3 separate regions of the Mus musculus genome follow, and regions 2 and 3 are each linked to region 1. The links are chromatin loops, found by intact Hi-C in ENCODE. Cell type or tissue: left cerebral cortex. All regions are shown on one strand. Links, peaks and the distances in the headings refer to the core of each region. The heading gives the core; the rest is flanking DNA.

What was found. A loop is a pair of places that touch in the nucleus more often than their neighbours do. Peaks named below come from ENCODE experiments on the same cell type or tissue, not always from the same donor. Only the 100,000 strongest peaks of a DNase experiment are listed, where the experiment ranks them.
Region 2: it touches region 1 in a loop (2.3-fold over the local background); 2 of 42 quality-filtered maps call a loop at or near these places.
Region 3: it touches region 1 in a loop (10-fold over the local background); 2 of 42 quality-filtered maps call a loop at or near these places.

The regions. Positions count from the first base shown.
Region 1 is chr3:74,652,797-74,661,183 of GRCm38, forward strand. No RefSeq gene overlaps it. Among named protein-coding and RNA genes, the nearest start is that of Gm6098, 330 kb to the left of the region's middle. In left cerebral cortex, for the core only: a CTCF peak has its summit at 4,583; a DNase peak (open chromatin) is centred at 4,578.
Region 2 is chr3:73,725,346-73,733,732 of GRCm38, forward strand. No RefSeq gene overlaps it. Among named protein-coding and RNA genes, the nearest start is that of Bche, 21 kb to the left of the region's middle. In left cerebral cortex, for the core only: a CTCF peak has its summit at 6,515 (motif pointing right); DNase peaks (open chromatin) are centred at 4,939 and 6,536.
Region 3 is chr3:73,061,395-73,069,781 of GRCm38, forward strand. It overlaps Gm20754 (predicted gene, 20754), which reads left to right and starts at 4,957. Exons shown (of 5, transcript NR_040557.1): 1 at 4,957-5,188. In left cerebral cortex, for the core only: a CTCF peak has its summit at 4,881 (motif pointing right); a DNase peak (open chromatin) is centred at 4,920; H3K4me3 peaks cover 1,708 bases; H3K27ac peaks cover 864 bases.

The sequences.
Region 1 (8,387 bases), core at 347-8,346:
TATCCGGAACATCCTGTAAAATATTTTATTTTTTATTGTACCATTTTTCAATTTTGGGAAACTTCTTGCATCCTAGGAACATCCTTGTGTAAATGAAGCTAGAAAGTAATAAGGTAGATAGCCCATCCTCTTCAGGAACCCCTGTACTGTGTGGATAATGTTCCTTGTTAACACACACTGAGGCACTTTTTTTATCTTTATTCTGGAACAGGAATTTAAAGATATTTTTCATTTTAGTGCATTTTAATCAAGAAAATTTTAGGTGAGCCTATATATGCAGATATATAAAATTAGTACTCAAAACAGATATTTCATGATAATAAACCATAAAGAACTTTATTTCAAAACAATTCTGTAGTATACATATATGATTTAACACTGATGAAATGAAAGAAAATTAACAAACAGTAAGATTGACTCACTTATATATAAAATTGTATCTTTGCTCAATACTTTACAGTTCAGAATCCAAAGACTCTTCAGTGATTTTATTATATGTGTTTTTATATATATATATATAGCAATCAAGTCATCAATGCTGAGATTGTAACTTCATATCCACCAATGTGGCAAAAAGTGGCAGAATTATTTTAATGGCCAATTTGAAAATTGTTTGAATTTCTATCTAATTTTAACATATTTTTGTTTTGTTTGCTAATAAGTGTCATAGTGTGATGTGCCATTTCAACACACTCTGAGATCAATTGAAAGACTGCGAATTAAAATGAGTAGGAAGCACAGAGAGCGATTCGTAATGTTAACTATAGGTATCCGCATGCTCAAACGTACACACATACCATATATTCACCTACCCATACCACACAACACACCTACACACACACACACACACACACACACACACACAAACAATAATTCTCTTTAATGATTTTTGTGACTCTCCTGCTGAGACATGTGGCAGGCACCTTATTATTTCTTGACCCACAGTTAAGGCAGTTACCAGTAATTAATGAATATCTGAAAAATCTGGAAATATTTATAAGATGCAAAATTTTACAATGTATGATAATTCAATATTCCACATTTCTAATAAGCAGTCTGATAATACTTTTGTTAGAAACAGCAAACAAAATATGTTTGTGCCTTACAGTCAAAGCACTAAGACTTAACTCAGTAACATATAGTGGAAACTTACATATTATGATTAATATTGACACTTAGGACCTAGCAGAATATCCATGACTGTTTATAGAAAAATATACTTCTCTAGGTGTCAGAACCTTTCAAAAGCCCTCTCGTTGCTGTAAGTATTACAAATAGATGCTCCAGTGAATAGATATTTTTGGAAACAACACGTTCTTGAAGGAATATAGAATTCTACCAAGTCTTAAGGACTCGGACATTAAATTGCCTTTCAGCTGGTTCTCTCCTTGGACACTTCCTTTAAGTGGCACAAAAGTAATAATTTGTATACTCTAACTTTCCCCCTCTGTTTCATCATTAGCAATCATATCTGGAAATCATGTAACAACATTTTACCAAGCTGAGAATCTTTTTTCCTCTGTGCATGCACTGACCACATGAAAAATTGCACAAATCACATTTAAAGTTTTCTTCTGAGATCATATATCCTAGTTACTTTTCTGTTGCTATGAAGAGATACCATGAACAAGGAGTTTATGGGTTCTAAGGCTTCAGAATGTTGGAGTATATAACCACCATGGTGGTTTATAATCAACAGGTGGATTTGACTCTGGATCAGTAGGAGAGACTTTACATATTTATTCTAAATTATGATATGTAAAAAGAGAGCTTATTAGAAATGAAACAGGTTTTGAAACTTCAAAACCCACCTACAAGGGCATACTTGCTAATCCTTCCCAAATGGTTCCACTAACTGAAGACCAAACATTCAAATATGTAAGGTAATGGGAGTTCTTTTCATTCAAATCACCACACTGGGTAAGGAATATGCAGACGTAAAATGATGAACCTACAAACTATGTGTGTTGAATTAATATAATGGTGGAATCCAACAAAGATCTAATGTGGTTGCGGTCCACGCAAAAAGAGGCAAATCACGCCTGATATTGAAAATCTACCCAGTTTCCAAAGGCTTGTGCGGTAATGACCTTAGAAAAATTATGGACTATTGCAATTTTGCTAGACCACCATAATTCCTTAATATATGTAAATCTTATTCTTGTATATACTGATAAATATGACAATCACCCCTCATCAAAAAGGCTTCTCTTTAGAACTCCGGATAAAAACTATGAATGGCGTAATGTACCAATCAACAGATCTCAGAGAATATATTTACATCACAGCTCCTGCCTCGATGGCTTAAGTAACATCACAGAAAGATCATTAGAAGCAGAATACAAATAAGTCTACTGTAAAGCTGTCTCTCACACAAATGAGTGCACAGAGTAGACCTGAATAATGACAATATCAATAGATATGTTAATGTGGCTGTGAGATAATTTCACAAGGCCCCAGTTGTAGACACAGAAGAATAAGTGACTGGTGATTATTGAGAAAAGAAGATGTAGCTATTCCTAGGGATTAGACTCCTAATTGTTTCCTCATACTATGTAGTCATCTCTAAAATGATATATACAAAACAACAGCAAAAAGAGCAAGCAGGTTGTTATGAAATATTTGTAGATATGTATGTATTAGTAGTACATGAGGAAGAAGCTGTTAATTTGAGAGTAAAGTGGGGAACTTAGAAAACGTTGGAGAAGGAGAAAGCAGAAAGTGGTTGGAGGAAGGAAATGGAAAATGGCAAGTAGATAATTATGTTTTAATTAAAAAGTATCTAAAATCACAGAGGAAACGAAAATAATAATTTACAAATCTTGAAGCTCACAGAACTTAATTGTAACTTTCAATGGATTTAGCAGGGACTTTCAGAGACTGTACACAACTAGCAAGGAAAACAAGCCAAAACACTAGCTAGCACACTGTTCAAGAGGTTTTGAGGTTCATTCAAATTGGTGATTCTTTTCATTTCTGACCACATAATTGGAACTCATTGCTTATCTCACTGCCTCATACCTACAGCTATGGACTAGGTTCTAACTCATGCCTGATGAGTTGTTAGTATCTCGACTCCCAGTGGGTCTTATATTTTTGGGCCCTTTCTCTGCAAAGAACTTACACATGGCATATCAAGATATCCACTTCCAGCCTTTAAATTCAGGCTGTCAGGCAGATTTCTTTTGAAGAATTTTATGCAACAGAAATAATTTCCTCTGACTGCTGTGGTATTCTCCCTACAACAAGCATGCTTATTTGTATCTATTTTCTTTCTTTCATTTTTAAAAATTTTTTATTGGATATTTTATTTGTTTACATTTCAAGTATAAACATTTTCCCAATTTCCCCCCCAGAAACCCTCTATCTTGTCCCGCCTCCTCTTGCTTCTATGAGGGTGCACCTCCACCCAATCACCCACTCCCTCCTCCCTGCCTTCACATTCCTCTACACTGGGGCATTCAGCCTTCATGGGACCAAGGGACTCTTCTCCCACTGATGCCCAATGAGGCCATTCTCTGCTGCATATACGGCTGGAGCCATGAGTCCCTCCATGTATATTCCTTTGTTGGTGGTTTACAACCTTGGAGCTCTGATTGGTTGATATTGTTGTTCTTCCTATGGGGTTGCAAACCCCTTCAGCTCCTTCAGTCCTTTCTCTAACTCCTCCATGGGGACCTGTGATCAGTTCAATGGTTGGCTGTGAGCATTCACCTCTGTACATGTCAGGCTCAGTAGAGCCTCTCTGGAGACAGCTATCAGTCTCCTGTCAGCATGAACTTTTTGGCACCCACAATAGTGTCTGGGTTTGGTGACTCATAGGGGATGGATCCCTAGGTGGAGCAGTCTCTAGATGGCCTTTCCTTCAATGTCTCTTCCACATTTTGTCTCTGTATTTGCTCCTGTGAGTATTTTTTTACCCCTTCTAGGAAGGCCTGAAGGATCTACACTTTGGCCTTCTTCATAAGCGTCATGTGGTCTGTGAATAGTATCTTGGGTATTCTGAGCTTCTGGGCTAATATCCACTTATCAGTGAGTGCATACCATGTGTGTTCTTTTGTGATTGGGTGGCCTCACTCAGGGTGATATTTTCTAGTTCCATTCATTTGCCTAAGAATTGCAAAAACATTTCAGTCATTTTGCTATGCATGTTGTTTTGAAACAGGGTTCATGTAGCCCATGTAAGCCTTGAACATCAGGTTTTTCTGCTTCCATCTCTTGGATAATTAAAATAATATAAACATAATAATGTCTTTATAATTAGCCTTGCCATTCCTCACCTAATTATTATTTTGGACATATTTATTTATAAACAGTATTTTTCTCTGAAAAAGTAAATGATTTTTACTCATATTTTTGAGGTACAATAATATTTTAGTAAAAATTAATTTTTTTCTTAGAAAAATTCAGGGCAAGAAACAAGACATAATTTCAACATTAGAATTTTGAAACATTTCATGAAAAATATATGTACAATCTTAGGCTAATTTATATAATACACTCAACCTGTTTTTTTTAGGGTCAGTGCCATTTCTGAGCATATCTAGATTCTCTAAAATGGTTGTATCATACTCCATCTAGTGGGCATAGAATTACTGCTGTCTATAGATACATTCTAAATGTCAATTTGCTAAAATTCTATAAGGAAGACTTCTGCAAGCATTTGCCTTTCTGTCCTTCACTAACATTAATTCAATTTACAACATAATTTTCTAAAATTTACTACTTTTATGATTAGTTATTAAGATTATTTGTTAAAGATTGTATGTGAATTCTCTTGCTTTAGATTTATGCTACATTTTCCTAAAAGGCGGTGATATTTATGTACCTTAATCTTCTGTATCAAACGCTTCAGTTTTCTTCGATTTTCAAACTTCATGAATACTTTAAGGCATTATGATGGTTATCACTCTATATTATTAAGTAAACTTCTTAACCTAAACTGTAAACCCTTTCTGTATATTTTGTTCCTTTATCAATAATTACAGTTATCTCCCAAGTACATTTCATATTAGCACATTATTTTCTCAATAGTAAAGTCTTACTCCCAGAGACAAATATTTATTTCAACATAAAATTAGATTTCAACCTATTACTAGTCACTTTTTTCTCTGTGAAATCATGTGTTTCTAAAGTATTTATATATGATGATATTTTTGATGACAACTCTTCTTCTGTCTATCTGGGGCACACAGGTAATTTTCTTAGCATAAATTCAAGTATTAGCTAATAAATTTGTTTTGAACATTAAAATATATTGTTATCAACCAGAAATTTGTGAATATTTTCTGGGAATGAAGACATACAACTTTAGTTAAACAACATGTAATAGAACACCAATTTAGGCCTGTACACTGGAGTAATTAACATATATAATAGAATATTAGCATATGTATGATGTAATATTAATGTGTATATATTTCTATGTGTATATATATAGATAGCTGCAGTGTTTAACTACTGTAAACACTTTGTGGACATATATTTCTTTGAATAATAGTTTTCAATTCTTTTGAACATATACTTAGTAGTGGGGTGGAATTATCAAAAGATAACCTTTGCTTTAACATTGTAAGAAAACATCCACAATCTTTCTGTATGGTTCATGGATCACCAATGTTTTATTCCCACTAGCATTCTGTTGGTCTTATAATTTATCTACATCATGCCAATGTTTAGCATTTTCCTTATTAGTATTAAAGCCACCCTAGGAGAAGCAATATCTTATTGTGGCTTAATTTCTCTAGCATAGTGATGATATTGTCAAGACTTTGATAAATATATTTATCTTTCAAAGCATAATTTTATGAAATATAAGCATTTTTAGTAATCTTTGACATTTTAGATTATAGTAAAATAAAATATGCTAATTTTCTAGTTATTATCCTCAAAATAAATGGTTTCTTCTGTATTGGAATTCCATTACTGTGGATAATATATGACAGAATTATATACTCCAATCTTTGCACTAAATCAGTAGTGATAGCATGAGATTTATGTGTATTATTTCCAAATTCACTCATAAATCTAAGGCTTCCCACTCTGTATCTTTCAGATGTCTCTTAATATCCATTATTATAATTTTACTATCCACTGATTCTAAAAACCATTGAAGACGAACTATTTCAAGTCTTCCATATGCTGTTTTCATCTTCTTTGCCACATTTTTGAGTCTGAATTTATCTTGGTTTCTTAGCTACTTTTCTATCACTATGTAAAATATTTTGAAAAAGTGCCTTATAGAAAAATAGGTTTATTGTTCCAAAAAGCTTATAATCAATGGCACAAGATAAAAGCAATGGTGGCAAGAGCAGGAAGCTGAGGACTCTCCTGTTGAATCAGAAGAAGTGCATGCTGACAGGAGTCAGATATAGCTGTCTCCTGAGAGGTTCTGCCAAAGCCTGACAAATACAGAGGTGAATGCTCAGAGCCAACCAACCATTGGATTGAGAATGGGGTCCCCAATGGAGGAGTTAGAGAAAGGATTGAAGGAGCTGAAGGTGTTTGCAACAATATCAAACAACCAGACTCTTCAAAGCTCCCAGGGACTAAACCACCAACCAAGGAGTACACATGGAGGGATACATGGCTTCAGCTGCATATGTAGCAGAGGATGGCCTTGTTGGGCATCAATTGGAGGAGAGGTCCATGTAGGGGACAACAAGGGTGGGGAATCAGAATTGGGTGGGGGGAGGGAACACCCTCATAGAAACAGGGGAATGGGAGAAGGCATAGCAGGTTTTCAGGGAGGGAGGGGTGAGGAACCAGTAGGTGGGATAACATTTGAAATGTGAATAAATAAGGTATCCAATAAAGAAAAGGAAAAAAATGCTAAATGAAATTTTAAAAAAAATGTAAAATAACAAAAAGTAAAGGAAGTGAACTGGCAAATGACCTTAAGACATTAAAGTCTGCCTCGAGTTAACTACTTCCTCTATGAAAGCCACACTTTGTCAACTTACTCAATAATGCTACCAGCTGAGTTACAAACGGCTGAGTCTATGGGGAATAGTTTTATTTTAGCCACCACAATTTATGAATCTTCCTTTAGCCTCAGGAAATAACTTTGATACAGCTTCAACCTTGGCCAATGCTGCCAACCAAGTTACCATTTCTGTAAGGACCAAAAGAATAGGAAGCTATTTTACTATTCAGATAAAGCCTTTAATATAACATTTCCAATGCCATAAAACTCTCATTTTCTTCAAGTAAAGATACACAAACTCCCTGGTACTTTGCTTAACAAAATAAACAAAGAATATCTAGGTTTAAAAAGACATAAAAGTGATTTAATGAAGCCAATCATGATCTAGGATGAATTTTTCCCCAGTTTTAGCAAGTAGGATTTTCAGTCTCTGCTTTAAAACCTGTAGTTCTAAGTAATTCAGTTTTAATGTGCTGCAAAACGCAGAACTGTTTATTAACTTAAGTTGGCACTGATGATAGATGCCTTCTCAGTGTGGTCTTTAAAGCTTCTCATTCTCGTTAAGGGAAGAAATTCATAATACAGGAGTAGTTAAGACGATACAAACGGACTTTCCATGCTACCAAATAGATTTGATAACAACAACAGCTATAGTAAAGAATAATGACTGTGTTCTATCTTCTTTATTGGAGAATATTCCTATTAGCCATCATTATCAGCTAAACTCTATTTACAACTGTGAAAAATAAATGCCTATGGTAGTCATTATCAATATGCAGAGACTTCCAAAGTAAATATCTGATAGTTTTAACTGCCTGTTAAGTACCCACAGGCTGTGACCAATTGTTAACTCTTCAGCATACCTTTCCTGCTTAATAAGAAAAAAAATCATAAAAATGCTTGGCTTCTACTCCTTGAAACTGAGTTTACTGTGTACTGTTTGGATATAGGAATAAATGAGACCACTTGTGAGCAGTCAAACACAAATAGGGGTTTATTAAAAAATGTAACTCTGGCTTAAAACTCTGGCATGCATTCAGTAAAATGGTGTAAATAAACCCACTAGTTGACAGCATGAGAAAATGGTAAAAATTGATATAAGGACTCAAAAATAGAGCTTGGGTTCACTTTTCTCTACTTAATTCACAATGAAAAAAATTACATGGAAAAAAATTACTGAGACTGTTATTTTCTTTTATAAGCATTAGTACTATTTGGCAGAATTGTGACTAGAACCAAATAAAGTAACAGATATTTAAACATTCTTTCAGTGCATTTCATTAGAAAATCTAGCATGATAGTATGAACTCCAGAGACCCATGTATTTCAGACACTCTCATATGGAGAAACTGGGCTACAATTGCAGTCCAGTGGTTAAGCATGTGGGAGTCATGTGCAAAGTCATGGGTTTGATCGTGGGCATGGCAAAGAAGAAAGTGAAGGCAAGATACCATATTATATA
Region 2 (8,387 bases), core at 319-8,318, 930 kb before region 1:
ATGGGTTCAAGTAGTCCTACTGTACTGCAGGCTATTGTTGTTGCTTTTTGTTACCCTCAATAATTTGAAATTAAGGCCCTACTGCTATATATATCACATATTTGAGTCATACATACATGAAAAAATCAAGGACATATAACCTGGATGCTTCATCCATCTTGGCTAACTTTCATAGTGCTGGATGATGTTTTGTATGCTTCTAGAGAAGAAAAATAAACATTAACCTTTTTAATCCACAAAGTCTGTTAAATATAACTACTGATAAGGCATGCCTACTGGGAAATTGTAGAATTAATGTTCTACGGATAACTTGATAGAATTTAAGGCCTACTCCATGAGATGAAATCCATGTGATACTATTATATGGGCCAATAACTTATGGTTAAATAGATCATAGACCTTTAATAAAAGTTAATACTGTTATTCTACTAAATGAACATATTAAAACAACTCCTATTGGCTTATATTACAGTGGTAGATTAATGCACCACTTAAACCTTATCAGAGTAGCAGGTATTTGCAGTGGATTGTAAATAACACAGAGACCTTGGACTGCAGAGGACTAAGAGGGTGTTTGTGTCCTAGCCTACCTTCCAAAGTTCAAGGATTATGGTGAAAGAGAGAGTAGAAACACTGTAAGAGACAGAGGTAGAGGGTGAATTCAAGAAAACTATTTCCTAAATACAACAGTGAGGATATACATATGAACCCACTGGAATTATGACAGGATACACACAGACTCTTCAAGCTCAAGCCAGAAAAAAAAAACAAAAAAAAAAAAAAAAAAAAAACCTTGCTATGGAGTAGGGATTGTGGGCATGAAGACTTTTCCACATCTGGGGTACTAGCAACAATTGATACTGTCTTGGAAAAAATGATTCAGTTTTCTTTAAGGATATGACCCTTGATAATTAGAAAACTCTCCAGGACAATTGACACACCCAAGATTATTTAGCAACACAAACTGGAGTCAATGGATTTTTTTTTTTAAAGAACAAGAATGAACATGGTGTTTGATGGGCAGGGATGTGGACACAGATCTGGGAAGAATTAGAGACAAGAAATGAATGTATGAAATTCTCGAATTAAAAATAAAATTATTTTAAAAAGGAAATCCTCACTGCATATCAAGGATCTAAGCAAACAAGAACAAGACAGACTCTAAATTATCAGAAGGAAAAAAGCAGAAAACACTGCTATATCAGGCAGTTCACCTTTAACTCTCTTGTCCTCTTGTGATAGCCCTGAGGATGTTAACATTCAGCCAATTGAGGTCCCTGCTTTGGAAACTTCCATGTCAGACTGTTGCCACAGAGGTGGGAACCAAGCAAATCTGGAGCCTGGGCATTATTGTCAGAAACTGGCCATGTGTGCTTCAGAGAAACTCATGACTGACACTTCTGGTCAGTTATATTCATAAATTATTGAGATAAGTTGCATGGATATGGCAATATAATAGATGTAAGAGTGAAACAAGTATACAATATTAGCTAAGTGAATAATTTGCCTCATTTCTGTTTTTCATACATTTCAACAAAAGCACTTAAAGTCAGCATTACAGGTGATACTTGAACATGGTTCTTACAGTTGAATTCTGTGATTAAGGTATGGGAAGTATCTTGGGTTTCTTGGCCACAAACCTGTGTTATAGACTAGAAGGCCATCCTATTGCTTATCTTTCACTTACAGCATTGTTCAAATGTCATTCAACATGTTATATAAATATCAGAGAAATCTGGAAGTTTCTTGCAAGATTAATGAATATGTAAAACATGAAGAACATTTTCCTACGAACTGTTCAATGTGCAGGGTTCCCTTTCCTCTGACAGGTTGTTGTTGTTATGAAGAGAAAATGCAGAGTTCAAAAGCGTTTCTCATAGCTGGGTGTGTCTATTGAAACTCTTCATCTGCTATAGGTGGTTATCTACTTTGGAGTTTTGTCAGTTCTGTTCTCCATTGGACTCAATACTACTTGTATTCCTACTGGGTTCTCTCAGGACAGCGAATTTGTAGGGTAGACATAAATCTTTCATCTCGAGAAAGCACTCACATCTGGGATAACAAATCCAGGAGGACACTCTTGACCTCATCAGATACATCTCTAAGGTGGCTCATGCTGATTGTGCCAGTCAGGAATAGAATACCAACAGTCCATGGAATGTACTGGCACACAGGTATCAGTCATTAGACTGCAGTATGCTATTCTTCTCGGTTTGAACAAGGTTTTTGTAAAATTCACCACATTCAAAAAAATTTATAGTGTTTTAAAATCAATATTCTGAAAACTGTCTTGATAAGATTTGTTTTAGCTTAGTAGTATGGTATTTAGTGTACTACATACTATGTTTCTCTAGGACACTCCTAGTTATTAATAACTGAAACTTCTTATAAAGAATACAGTGGTAAATTATGTAGGCCTTTATTAATAGCTGTATCTGACTCAATGAAAAATATTTTATTGAATTTCAATGAAAAAGTGAGCAAATATGAATGCAAAATTTTCAATAAGAGTTTTTATTGGATATTTTCTTTATTTGAATTTCAAATCTTATCCCTTTTCCCAGTTTCCCTCCTGAAAACCACTTATCCAATCCCCCTCCCCCTGTTTCTATGGGGGTTTCTCCCACCCTACCTACCCACTCCTGCCTCCCCACCCTCACATTTTCCTACACTGGGGTATCTAGCCTTCACAGGACCAAGGGCCTCTCCTCCCTTTTTGTCCAGCAAGGCCACCCTCTGCTACATATGCTTCTGGAGCCATGGTCCCTCCATGTATACTCTTTGGTTGGTGGTTTAATTCTTGGAACTCGGGGTGGGGGGGTGTCTAGTTGGTGTCTATTGTTGTTCTTCCTATGGAGTTGCAAACCCCTTCAGCTCCTTCAGTTCTTTCTCTAACTCCTTCATTGGGGATCCCATGCTCAGTTCAATGGTTGGCTGTGAGCATCCACCTCTGTATTTGTCAGGCTGTGGCAGAGCCTCTCAGGAGACAGCTATATCAGGCTCCTGTCAGCAAGCATTTCTTGTCATGCACAAGTGTGTCTGTGTTTGGTAACTCATCCCAAGGGAGGTAACCCAGTCACAAAAAAACACACATGGTATGCACTCACTGATAAGTGGATATTAGCCCAAAAGCTCATAATATCCATGATACAATTCACAGACCACATGAAGCTCAAGCTCAATGTGGGTGCTTCAGTCCTTCAATAAGAATTTTTAATGCAATGATATAGGTATTGTGAGGGCCAAGTTTATGTTCATGGTCCTACTGCAGCAAGGGTTTGTGTTGATGCCCTTGTCCAAGTTACCACTGAAAGCCACGCAGATGTTCCTGGTCTGAGCTGTGCCTCAGGCCATGTTGGTTCCCATTGCCCATACTGCCACAGGAAACAGTAGTGATTTGAGTGGTCCAAGTTCTGTGCTGCCTCAAAGTGCCTTATCTGCATCCATGGCCATGCATCTGAGGGCCATGCTCATGGTCTGTGCTATCATCAATGGCCATGTGGGAGTCTATGGTCCATGCTCCAGCTGGATAGAGAACAACAAAGCTAATTTTACTTTGACCTAGATGACTGATGAAGCACAGTTGAGAGAGAGACAAGGCAGGCTTCTGTAACAACACCTACCTCCACTGTCTCCCTACTCTATAAAAAGTAACATGCAAAAGACAGTCATCCAGGAAAATTCTTTAGAAGTGTGACATGGATACTGAAGTGTACCTGTCCACAATTGATGGCTTCTGCCAGAGGTACAGGAGGAGAAGGACTCAATCCTATTCCAGGGTTTGACCCTTTCTCTAGAGAGTTTCGTCATGCTACAGTGAGTGCAGAGATAACACAAACTAGACTTACTTGTTTTATGTTCTTATTGTTTTGATTCTAATTTTTATTTTTTTAATGTGATGTTTACTTTTTGCAGTGGGAGGTCAGAAAGGTGACTTACAGACAAGGAAGGATGGGGAAGTACCTATAATGGGGTGCATGATGTGAAATTCCTAAGGAATCAACAAAGTGTTATGTTGAAGATAAATTAATAAAAATAACATAATAAAGGCATTAGTGAAACATTTATATTCACCAAACTAAAACCTGTTCTTACTCCTAAGCTCATTCAGCTCATGGTGTAGATGGAAACATTTTAAGTATTCCTTGAAATAAACCATTTTCTTCATTTTTAAGTGAGTTGCCTTGGTAGTACATCACTTACCAGGATGAAGCAGTTTATGGGACAGGTGTGGTTGAGGAAGGACTTATTGACACTGTAGTCAGAACTGTTATATGGGATGAACAGGAACCCTGCCTCTTGCCACTCTCGCTTAGTCTCAGAGCATTGCAGCTGTGCTTAGCAACAGAATGCCAGATGGCACGGAGACATCAATTGATTATTGCTCAAGAACAATGTCACCTACCAGAGTGAACTACAGACAAATTGACAAAGACAACGAAACGCTTGCAGGCCTGCATAAAGCAGCCCTGTAAGTAGATTAATGGATGAATTTTAAAAATGTGTGCGGTTCAGAAATTTTGGTAGAAGTATATGTTTGCAAAGTTAATTTAGGAAGCATGTTTCTCATGATTCTCTTCATCATTTGATATTTCTTTCCTTATCTATACACCTACAGATACAATATTTTTCTTTAGGACAGTACAAAGCTTTAGTTCTGTTTTGAACTGCATCCTTGACCTTCTTTGGGTGATGATCTGTTAACATTATAAACTTGTCCCAGAAAGAAAGTCAGAGAAAAACAGCCTAAAGAATTCTGGAATTCACAAGCTGTCGGTGTGAGTTATCTGTCCACAAAGAATGCCTTTTATGAGTAAGTCTTGTTTTTATAGAAGGCATTTATTATCACATTTGGTATCATTTTCTGCAGCATATCTTGAATTGTTTGCACTCAAACCTTGGCTGTGAGCTGTATCTGATGGCCTGAAATGGGTGCCAGTATTTGAAAGCTACACATGCCTTGTTACTTGGCTAAACTTTGGTAAACAAGTCTTATTGGCTTTTTAAAAATATCCTTTGGAACTTCTTGAGTCGGTTAGCTTCTTTTCAAATTTATTTCAAGGCATTCTAGAACGGGAACAAAAATTCTATTTCAAAAAACATAGCATAAGGCTGCTCTTATGCAGTACATAAATTGTTCAGAAGTATTGTTTTTGATAAATAGTGCGTGTTGATGTTAGGACAAATACAAAATTGCTTTGGACAGAAAATTGATCCTCTCATCCAAGCTGTTACCAAAGTGGATTGCTTGCTGCAAAGAGGGTTTTGCTTGAAAAACCCCAGCTTATTGGGAAAGGCACTTTAAAGACCCAGACTTCTGTGTTTGGTTTTATATTTTATCTCTGATCATGCATATTTATCATTGTAATCGACTTCATTGTCTCACATGAACTTATTTCTCTTAGTGGTATGAGAAGGATCATCCTTATACTTTTCCTAATTTTCTAATTTTTTTTAAATATAAGATAATGTCTAGCAGTATTTATTAGGGCAAGTTCTTCAAATGGTTTCTTCTTGACATGACATTTGAAAGTTTACTCCTGGTCCCGGGGCCAAGTTTTCGTGCATTTTAGAACACAGCCATTCCCATTCTTGTGTGCTCGGGCTTCACTCAGCAGTTGGTGGTCCTGAATTGATGTTTGCTAAGTTGTCCCTGCCTGCAGCTGATTTGACACTGAGGCAGCACTCAGTATCCCTATGTGGCTCCATGAAGCAATGGATCACAAAGCTGTAGGATTTCTGCTGGTTTCTCATTCCATCTCTGGGATCTTTGTAGGCCACAGGTCTTCTTGGTGTAAGCATGTATTCAAAGAGGCAGCCAGGTGCTCCTGTGGCTCCTGCTTGTCTCACGCAGGCTCTGAGCTCCTTGAGGCACATTCCTTCCTTCCCTTGTCCCTATAAGCCATGCTGCTATTTTTGGTCTTCTGTGGTTAGAATAAGCCAGGGAGCAAGACGTTTTTGTTATGCCTGCTCCTTTCCTACCTTGATTTTTTCTTTCCTTTTCTTGTTTCCAACTGGGGATGTAGGTCCCTTATCTGAAACCTTCACACTATCAACTTTCTATTCCATGAACTTGCAGTCCTGTCACTACTTAAACTTTTATTTCTTAAGAAATTCAGTGTGGAGACACCTTACAAGATATCTATACTGTATTCTTTCTACAGTTTGTAATGTGAAAGAATCATGTTAAAAAAAAACAGCAACTTCCATTTTAATATTTGAAAATTACCCTGAAACTTTCAGAAAATATATATATAGCATTAGGATATATGCTCAGACTAAAACATATCTATTCTAAAACTTTAAATTAATTTGTAAATAGTTAATCTGAGTTGAATTTTTATCTTCATCTAAACAATGTATGCTATATAGCATAGAAAAAGTTGATTGTGCCTGGATGGCTGTTGCCTTAATCTCAAAACTTTCAGAGTTTCATTCTGCCCTATTTTCTGTCACTGGCAATTTAAATTTGGCTATATAAAATTGGGAAACTACTGGTTATTCTCCCATCTGACCACAAGAGGGCACTATGACTCATAAGGAATAGACATTGCCAAAGTATTCGTGTACTTGGAATTACAAGGGACACAGTTCTTTACCCACAGTCTCCAATTCAGTGAGTCTGATTTTCTTTTCTCCCAGCATCTTACAATTTTGACTACTAGCTTGGCACCCGCACAAGCTCAGCTTCCTCTTAGCACTTAGAATTCATGTTCCAATTGTGATTTGCACAATGGAATCTGGTTCTTCCAGGCGTCTTCATATCCTGAAAGATGGCAAGACATGATGTGGAATGCATCTACGGCTTCCTAAGTCCTCTCCAAAGTGATGTGGTGTCCATGGTTGAAGCTGTAAATTTTCTTTCAAGCCTAGAGAGTCCAGTATTTTCTTATAAATTCTAAGCTTCATAAATATTTTCAGAGCACACCATTTGGAGAGTGAACTGTAGAAATATGTATCCTACACCTAAAAAGTAGTTGGATATATTTTAGGCTCAGAGTCTGAGGGAGACTTAAAGGTACTATTCTCTGTTCTTACTTCCTTTCTACTCATATATATCTCAAATAATCTCTTTCTGCTTTAAGCTCTCTCTCTCTCTCTCTCTCTCTCTCTCTCTCTCTCTCTCTGTGTGTGTGTGTGTGTGTGTGTGTGTTTTCCTTTGGGATCATATTTTTGGGTTTTAATAATGAAAATGTATACTTGGTATGGGTAATAACTCTATGGTATGGATATAAATCCCCACTAGTAACAGAACTGGCATGAACATCCACTCTGAGACACTGAATTATTAGCTGTATTTATTAATCTAGGCTCACAAATATTCAGGTATTAAACAGAAGACTTACAAAAGTTGTGCAAGAAAATATCAAAGTGTCACATTGGCAATTTGAGATTGAGCTTAGAACAATGTTGCAGCTTAACGGAGAATCACATGTAAGGAACACTCCCTGCGTGACCCTGTGGAAAGTGGTTTCCCTTTCCCCTTGCCAGGCCATATTGAGAAGTGTAAGCAGCATGCCTCATGAGGCACTATGTGTGATGCAGGGCTCAGGTGGGAGATAGTGTGCCCTGTGAATGCCAAGCAGATCTGTAAATCGCTTGGAGCAATGCTAGCCAGGCTTATGCATGACTTTGCTTCTTTTTATGTGACCAACCTCAGTCACATTTCTTATGAAGTACATGGCCACACGTCATTGTCTATGGCTACTGGAACTTTGTCCTGTGAACTACTGTGTCCTGCTGTGTTAAATCCTACCCCCTCCTTAGCTTATGGAGAATGTTTTATTCTCCCTACCAAGCTGTGGTAGCTTTGATACATCAAAGTCTTTATTCTCACTTGTTGGGAGCCGCCCCCACATTCGCCGTTACAAGATGGCGCTGACATCCTGTGTTCTAAGTGGTAAACAAATAATCTGCGCATGTGCCAAGGGTATCTTATGACTACTTGTGCTCTGCCTTCCCCGTGACGTCAACTCGGCCGATGGGCTGCAGCCAATCAAGGAGTGACACGTCCGAGGCGAAGGAGAATGCTCCTTAAGAGGGACGGGTTTTCGTTCTTTCCCTCTCTTGCTTCTCTCTCTTGCTTCTTGCTCTCTTTTCCTGAAGATGTAAGAATAAAGCTTTGCCGCAGAAGATTCTGGTCTGTGGTGTTCTTCCTGGCCGGTCGTGAGAACGCGTCTAATAACAATTGGTGCCGAATTCCGGGACGAGAAAATCCGGGACGAGAAAAAACTCCGGACTGGCGCAGGAGGGATACTTCATTCCAGAACCAGAACTGCGGATCACGTTTATAAAGGTTCCCGTAACACAGACTGTTGAGAAGGATTCAACTGCCGAATTCAGAACTCATCAGCTGGGGAACGACGGTGATAAAGGTTCCCGTAAAG
Region 3 (8,387 bases), core at 150-8,149, 1.6 Mb before region 1:
GAAGTTCATGACCCACAAGGCTACATAGAGAGATCCAGTCAGAGCAACAAAATGGAGTTAGTGTGAAACAAATTAACCCCCTATAAGTAGGTAATAGGAGTGAATTCCATATCTCAAATCTATCTCTAATACACTTTTATTCATATAAAATAATAATCTTGAATTAGAAATTTGTGAAACACCAAGGAAGATTCTCTTAGATATAGACTTTTCTTTTTGGGTTCCATGTTCTTAAGGAAATGATGTTGAAAAATAGCTGCTTCCAACAATATAATCACTCGAAATTAACTTCATAAGGTTAGCATTCATTAAAACTAATATGTTGAAATTGTAGTATCTTTTGTCTCTTTCATGAAAGTACACAAGAATACAGATTAATGATTGTCTCCTATCGTCACCGTCAATTTGTAGAAAACATTTAGTTCACTTTGGAGCATTGTAGATCATTGTAGGATGAACTCAGCACACCTACTCAGTACTAATTAGTCATCAGGCTGGACTAGATTCCTGCAACCATAGGAAAAACACGTGAAGAGTGATTCCTTGTAGTTAATCTTGAACTGCAGAATTGCCTTTCTTTTAATTGCTGTAGTTTCCATGCTAGGGATATGCTAAACACCTGCTGGTATATCTTCGTCTCTGCTGATCTCTCCTGACAAGCATGGCTTTCCAGAGAACAGGGACTGGAGCTCATTGTGGTGCTCCTGACTCGTAGAACTGTGCACAATCCGTAACAAGACGTTTTTGAGAATGTACTGAAGGACCAAAGGCAGGAGTGCTGTCCTTAATGGCATTCTGAGTTTGCATTATTTTCTTCCCTCAAATCAATTTCCTTTGCATGGGCAAGCACAGAGTTCAGAGTTACTGCATGACCTTTTAGCTACAAAACTGGAAACCATCTGACTTTTCTTCCACATAAAACTCTAATTGGACATTTTTTTTTTCATTAAGGTCAAGCACATCATAGATTCCTGGCCAGCGAGGGGGAGTATAACGTTTGTGGCCAGGTGTATATTCCTGGTTGAATTAAGCAGAGCCACCTGAGAGCACATTACATTAGCCATGAGAGGATTTGTGCAGAGACATGAATGCATCTAGTGTATACCATCATTTGGGCTATCTCTGTACCAGTGTTCTGCACAGTTTCAATTTAATGCCTGTACCTTCTGCATCTTTTCCCTTTTCTGACCAAATAACTTCTCTGGGCTCTTGTTACACTCAGTTTCCTCACTGATATAGTATGCATCTATAATATCCCTTTAATAGATACATCCCCATCTTTAATCCAATGTTCAGCAATATAATAGGTTGAAATGAACTTCCCTTGTGTAAGCATTTTCTATTACATATTTAATGAAATGTTAATTCTAGTAACTTTTGGCTATTTTACTAAAACACAGACAAAGTGTTGTGAACCAATACTTATGCAGAGCTGTTAAAAAGACAACAATTTAACAAGTATTTTAAATAGTCTTACGGAAAGAAAATATTATTAACGTGTAGCATGTAGTTAAGACTACACTCCAACTTTCCCCAGACTGTTCTACTTAGCTCTTAAATAATAGCAAGGAACCATGTGAGTCTTTGTGTAGATACTGTTTTTAACACATTCTTGACTGACTCCTCACAGGATTATCTTCATCTTTTCTGCAGAATCTACCCTTTTCTACTCAATAAAATATAACCAGTGTGAAAGGTTTTTGTACATATAATTAAAGACCCTGAAAGTTTTATTTTGGATTGCTTTTTTTTCCCTTTCAGATCTGGTTTAATGGGGCATATATTCGCAGATTGTATTTGTCTTCTTCCTCAAGGGAATATGTTTTCTTGGTGGCCTTGAAGAAACAAGCCAGCAAGAGTTCTAAAGCCCCAAGGAAATGAATTTTGTGACAGTTTTTTGGAACCTCCAAATCAACTATTCCTTAGTCAACCCTCTAGGTAAGAGCACAGTATATCTGACACCCAGACTAGACCTTGTAGGACTCTGAGAACAGAGAACATCTGAGGTAAATCGGGACACTATCTGGTATAGGGAAATTGAGATATGATAAATATATTTCGCCTAACACAGTAAGATTTTCTTTTGGTAGTTTGTTATATGACACCATAAATCTAATGCAGACCCTTATCCTAGTTTGTTAATAAAGATGGACATTTAGTAATCAGTTCTTTTGGCCTCATTATATGTCCCTTTGGCCCTTATACTTTCTTTAAAATTGACATTGTAAATTATGGAGTCCCACCCCTAAATAATGGGCTATTTATAGTTAATGTCTGCTTTGTTGCATTTTTTTCCAGGATTCAGTCTTTGAAAGAATACCCATGTACTTACCCAAACTCAGAAAGGGCAGGCATAAGTTTGGGAGGGAAAAATAGTTGGGATTGTAGGAGAAGAATTGAAGGAGAAAGAATGGGAGTAGAGTTGATCGAAATATCAAAATATTTTAAAAGAAGAAAAGAAATAACTTTGTCTTGTCTAAATATCAATTTAGAGATTTATATTTTCTCACTTTATGTTCCCTGATCTGAGTATAGTAAAAGCTTTCTTCTCTTCTTGAAGGACCAGAGGTATCCATAAGAACTCCTTTTGCTTTTTATTTTTATTGGTTATTTTATTTATTTGCATTTCAAATGTTATCCCCTTTTTCAGTTTCCCCTTCACAAGTCCCCTACCCTTTACTGCCCCCCTGCTTCTATGAGGATGCTTCCCCACCCACCCACTCCAGCCTTACCTGCCCTATACTGGGGAATGATCCTTCACAGCTCCAAGGGCCTCCCCTCCCATTGATGCCTGACAAGTCCAGGAGGAGATAGGTGAAAGACTGAAGGAGCTGAAGGCATTTGCAACCCCATAAAGAACAACAATATCAACCAACCAGAGCCCCCCCCCCCCCCCAGCTCCCATGGACTAAACCTCCGACAAAAGAGTATGCATGGAGGGACCCATACCTCCTGCTGCTTGTATAGCAGAACTTCTTTTTAGCCCACAGCCACCTCTTCTGAAAGAAACAACACCTCACACTCTGTCTTTCCAGGTTCTGTTGCAGACAAAGACAGACTAAATGTCTTTGGCTATGTGATTCAGAAGTAAACGTATCTTTTTAAGGTTCTCTTTACACAAAGAATATATAAGTTATTATTTTAACAGAATTACTCATCAAATTTGCAGAAATGTTTGCATAAACACTGACCATAGAAGCATCAAACATTAAAGAAAATGTTTTCTCTAAATTTATCTACATGCTTCTATTAAATGTTTAGATAAGATATTTTGATAAATATTAAATATATTTGTTTGTCTACTGTTTCTTTGCTAGTTACAAATTTCCAAAAGGTTCTGCTTACAGTGTTATGCTGAAACTCTGATTATCTCGGCTGTCTAAGAGTTTCCACACATCACTAGACTGTACAGCATAGAAGTCATGTAATTTAGGATATAATTAGCTAAGAAATTCTCATTCTTAATAGTTTATGTGTGAAGGGTATAGAGAGCAGACAACAGATGTTTAGATCTTACCACAACAAGTATTTTCTAAAGCCATCGCAAGCTCACCAAAAGTTATGGTTTTAAACATACTCATATAAAATTAAAAAGTATTTTAATTAAATATGTTAGGAAAAAACATTCAATCATAATATGAAATAAACAACTCAGTTGAAAGACCAATTAAGCAATTTCTACCTTTATTCTGATGTACATTTTTAATTCCTGCCTTAAATTGTGGTAATTAAGAATTTCTATTTCCCAAAAGAGCCTTGCGGAGTACAGAAGTTAACGATGATTCATAATTTTCAAGAAAAATACACTATCTCTATAGACAAATTTCTTGTTAAGTAGCTTCAATGCAAAAATGTAAAGGAAAAAAAGTACTCCTAAATTTTGATCTATGGTGGAATCTACCTGATAGGATCCTCAAAGAATGACTGATCCACTCTGCAGGCAATAGAGAAATATGCAGTAATCAGATTTCTACTAGACATTACAGTGGAAAAACTTCTAAATATTTGATTTACATAACAGTGCTTAAAACTTGATATTCTTTACTGGAAGAGCCTTTAAAGGGACACTGGAGATAATTGAAGACACCACTGTTGGAATTTGGAAATCTTATTACCCCTGGTCACAGGAACTAGGGGAAACCGCTTCTATCTTGTTACCATACTCATCTGGTTACTATGTTACATTTCTACTGGTAAGGTCTGTGACTGTTTTAAAGTAACAGCCCATTTTAACCTGCTTCTGTTCTCTGTGAAGGCACCAGATTTCTGTTTTGCAAAGCTGTCTTTGAGTTAAGTATCAAAGATGTGGAAATTTCTGGTAGCAGCCTGTGTGATGATTATTTTACTTTGAGATGGATCGCCAAGAAGTGGAAAATTAAATTGAACTCTTGTGGAATTTATGCATGTATGAAATAATTGTATTTTTATTTTATTGTAAAACATGAAAGCAATAAATTTTATAGAAATTCACAGGGATCTGAATGATACCCTCTATGAACGTTTCTGACGATCTCTTCTTCTCTCTCTCTCCTCTCTCTCCTGTCTCTCTCCTCTTTCTCTCCTCTCTCTCCATCCTCTCGCTCATCCTTTTCATCCTCTCTCCCCCTCCCTTCTTTCTTTTTCTAGCTCCCTCTCTCTTCCTTTTTCCCTCTTCCTTCCCCAGTCCCTTGCTCCCTCCCTCTCTCTCACCCTCTCTCCGCCTCTTCCTCTCTCCTTCCCTCCATCTCTTTTATCCTCCTTTTATGTCTTTCTGCTTTTTTTTTCTGTTTCTTATCAGCGAAGTGTGTAAATAAAGCAGTATGCTGCCTATTTAACAAAGAATTTGCTGACATTTCTTGTTCCACCCATAGCTGTTAAAAATTCGCTGTAGTTTCGTGGAGCAGCCTCCAGATGGCGAGCTAGAGTGCATTCTCAGCCCAGAGAGTGGCCAGTTGCCCGCCGCTGAGAATGAAGCTCAGAGCATTTGGGCTTAAGCCGGTTCAGCTCAGAGGTGGGTTTCGGAAGTCTGTGGCGGACCACCGCAGCAAGTCATCACTCAGCGTACAAGCCTTTCCATTTCTGAAAATATAAAGAACTTAAGCATGCGGCGTTCGGAGTGTAGATTGCTTTGAGGTATTTCAAAGCAGCGCTGATCATGGGCAGAGGAGCTGATATGTGCAACAGAAACTACTCACTGGAACTCTTCTGGGTATGAACTGGTCTGATGATCCTTTGTGTGTCAACTGTTCTGTGTCCTGAATTGTGCCTATATGTAGATATTCATTTCATTGTGACTAAGATAATGGGAGCTTGTCGGGGATCACATTGTTTCTTTCTTTTCTTTCTTTCTTTCTTTTTTTTTTTTTTTTCTAAAGAGTGATACAATGGAAGCTTTACAAAAAAAGTGTCTATTGAGGAAAATAAGACGTAAATTATAGCCTAAGTTACACATAATAATGATGCTAAAATATTTTACTAAATATTTCCTTTTTAGAAAAAGAAAGAAACTCAAATTGTTTTGCTGTAGTTTTTGTCCAGGTACTACTTTTAAGAGACAATAGAAAGGAATGTTTCACTATTATGGATCGAACATTGAAATAGTTCTATGTACAGGTGTGAACGTAGCCACACCTGTAAATCCTCAATGTTTTCATAGCTGCACTCCAAAAGGGGCACTGTGTACCTGTGAAAACACCAGGACTAAATGTATACATGCATGTACATTTTGTATGGTGTAATGTTCTCTGAGATGTGTTCTGTTTTGTATGCAAACTAACATATGGGTTCCAAATGCAAAGATGACATTGCACAGTCTCTGCACATGGCTGGACATTTGTGACTTCTCACCTTATTTATGCCTAGATAACTTAGAAAGCCCGTCAAACATTGATTGTAAGTTAATTGGAAATGACAAGGATATACTTGTTTTGCTGTTGTACTTTAAATTGCCCGTGTTTCATCCAGCTCTGCCTTTAGTTTTCTGTGCTTTAACATTCTGAGAAAAGATTGCTTTTATGGTCCGAATGCAAATTATTGTATGAGGTGACTAAATTGGCACAAGGTGCATAGTCTTATAAATATGGATGCTTTCCATCCAGGGTTGTATGTGATGTTCCTGGTAGTTTTAACAGGAGAGTTATGACTGTGAGTTTACGTGACAAACAAACCAGAAAAGTGAAACACGCAAAGGTTCAGAAATACGTGTTAACAAGTGAGGCTGGAATTACTTATTATCGTTACTCTAACTTTGAGTCAGAGCACACTTACCCTCCTACAAATTCCTTGAGAAGCTTACCCATGGAGTAGCAACTGAATTTCCCACTCTGCCATTAAAAACAAAGAAACAACAAACATCATCACCCTTTGATCTTAGAGATATAACACACACAAGAATGCCTAAGATGCTCTGACAAGTTAGAGACTTTTGAGACCCTGCCCTCAAAGGGTTGCCAGTGAAGTCGCTAAGTTGGGCATGTTCAAGAATAGGAGTGCACAGTAAAATCCAAACAAAAACCAAATGCTAATACAAAGTGGACAAACCTGAGGTGTATAAAATTGGAGTACAGTAAGATACCTGGGCTGGGGAAACTAGTAAAGATTTCTGATAAGTAGTCTTCCTGTCAAAAAATCTGTGGGAAACACTCTTGGGGAGTTGTGAAATGCCAGAAAAACAATTCATGCAGGCATTCACATGATGTTGAGTACTTCTCTTTCAGGCCAGTGGTGACCTGGAACTAGGTGGTGGAGTGAATGTCACAAGCTTCTGCACAGTTTGCTCATTCATTTACTCCCACTACAGTAAACATAAATATTCAGTAGCCTTACAATGGCTTAATGTGCTGCATAGCAAGCAGTAAGAACTGGAAGGAAGGTTCAGGCAATTATAGGCTTCTCTTCATCATACCAAGACATACTTTCGAAGGAGTTTTATTGTTTTTGAATGGATTTACTCATGGGTTGGAAATTGTTTGTAAAAGTTTATCTCTACCAATGAGAGAAAAAAGTAAAGCATCAATGTTGAAATGGAGATACCATAAGAACTCTTTCATTACTCTGTATTCTTTTCTTTCTTTCTTTTTTTTTTACTGAGTCAAAGAATTGATTTATTTTTTTATTAGACATTTTCTTTATATACATTTTAAATTTTATCCCAAAATTCCCCTATACCCTCCCTCTGCCCTGCTCTCCTACCCACCCACTCCCACTTCTTGGCCCTGGCTTTTCCCGTACTGGGGCATATAAAGTTTGCAATACCAAGGGGCCTCTCTTCCCAGTGATGGCCGACTAGGCCATCTTCTGCTACATATGCAGCTAGAGACACGAGCTCTGGGGGTATTGGTTACTTCATGTTGTTGTTCAAGTTATGAAACAAATGGATTTAAATTACTCTGTATTCTTGATGCTCGCACATGAAATATGTCCTCCAACATCCAACTTCAATATCTTGGAGTTATTGTTTTATTAAAACCAAGTCATGATTCAAGTGGTTCCAAACAGGTTCCTGGAATTGCCACAACGGACTTGGAATTTTATTCCATTTACACTTTATTTGTTTTTACTAGTTTAACCCTCAGTTTTTAAAATGTTGTGAGGATAATCACAAACTGCGATGATTCGGGGATAATTTACCAGTTCATCCCCATATATCTACTAAAGCCATAGTTTGATATGAGATAAAGGCAGAGAAGCAAGTGGAGAACTGCAGGAAGACTTTGTATCCCAAAATGTACGTCCCTACGTATGAGAACACTTCAATATATTGGCCCGCCAATGACTTTGAGTAGAATGAACGCTCTACTCTTCCGTCTAACTCCTCTGTTATAAAGTGATCAGTGGAGAGACCTTTAGCTCGCTGCTTCCATGGTATTCTGGGAGGTTGAACTTCATGACTGTGATAACAGCCCCTGTTCTCAAGAGGCATTTCCTTTTCTTCTGCTTCGTATTAATGATATCTGTGTTTTGTATGGACACAGTCATAAGTATGAGAAAACTAGGTAATAGTTTTGTTAATATAAATATAGGTTATATTACTTGAGATGATGATACTAAATAAGGAGTAAGTGCAATTTACACATGGGAATACTTTAACAATGAGAAATGAATGCATATCATATGCTATGTAGAAATGCCTAATACCCATCAATGCTGAGACAACAACCATATATATATATATATATATATATATATATATATATATATATATATATGCACCTGGAGATGGCCCCATTACACAAGAGAGAATTTCTCTCTACAAAGATGATTTATATGTCTTAACTTACTTTCCCTGACTCATCTAAAAATGCACAGGAGTGGAATTTCTAAGTTTAAGACCTGAGTGCCAGTGGACTTTTATAAATGCCAATCAAATCAAGTAAAGAATTTCGGTCTCACTCTGAGCTAATCTGCGT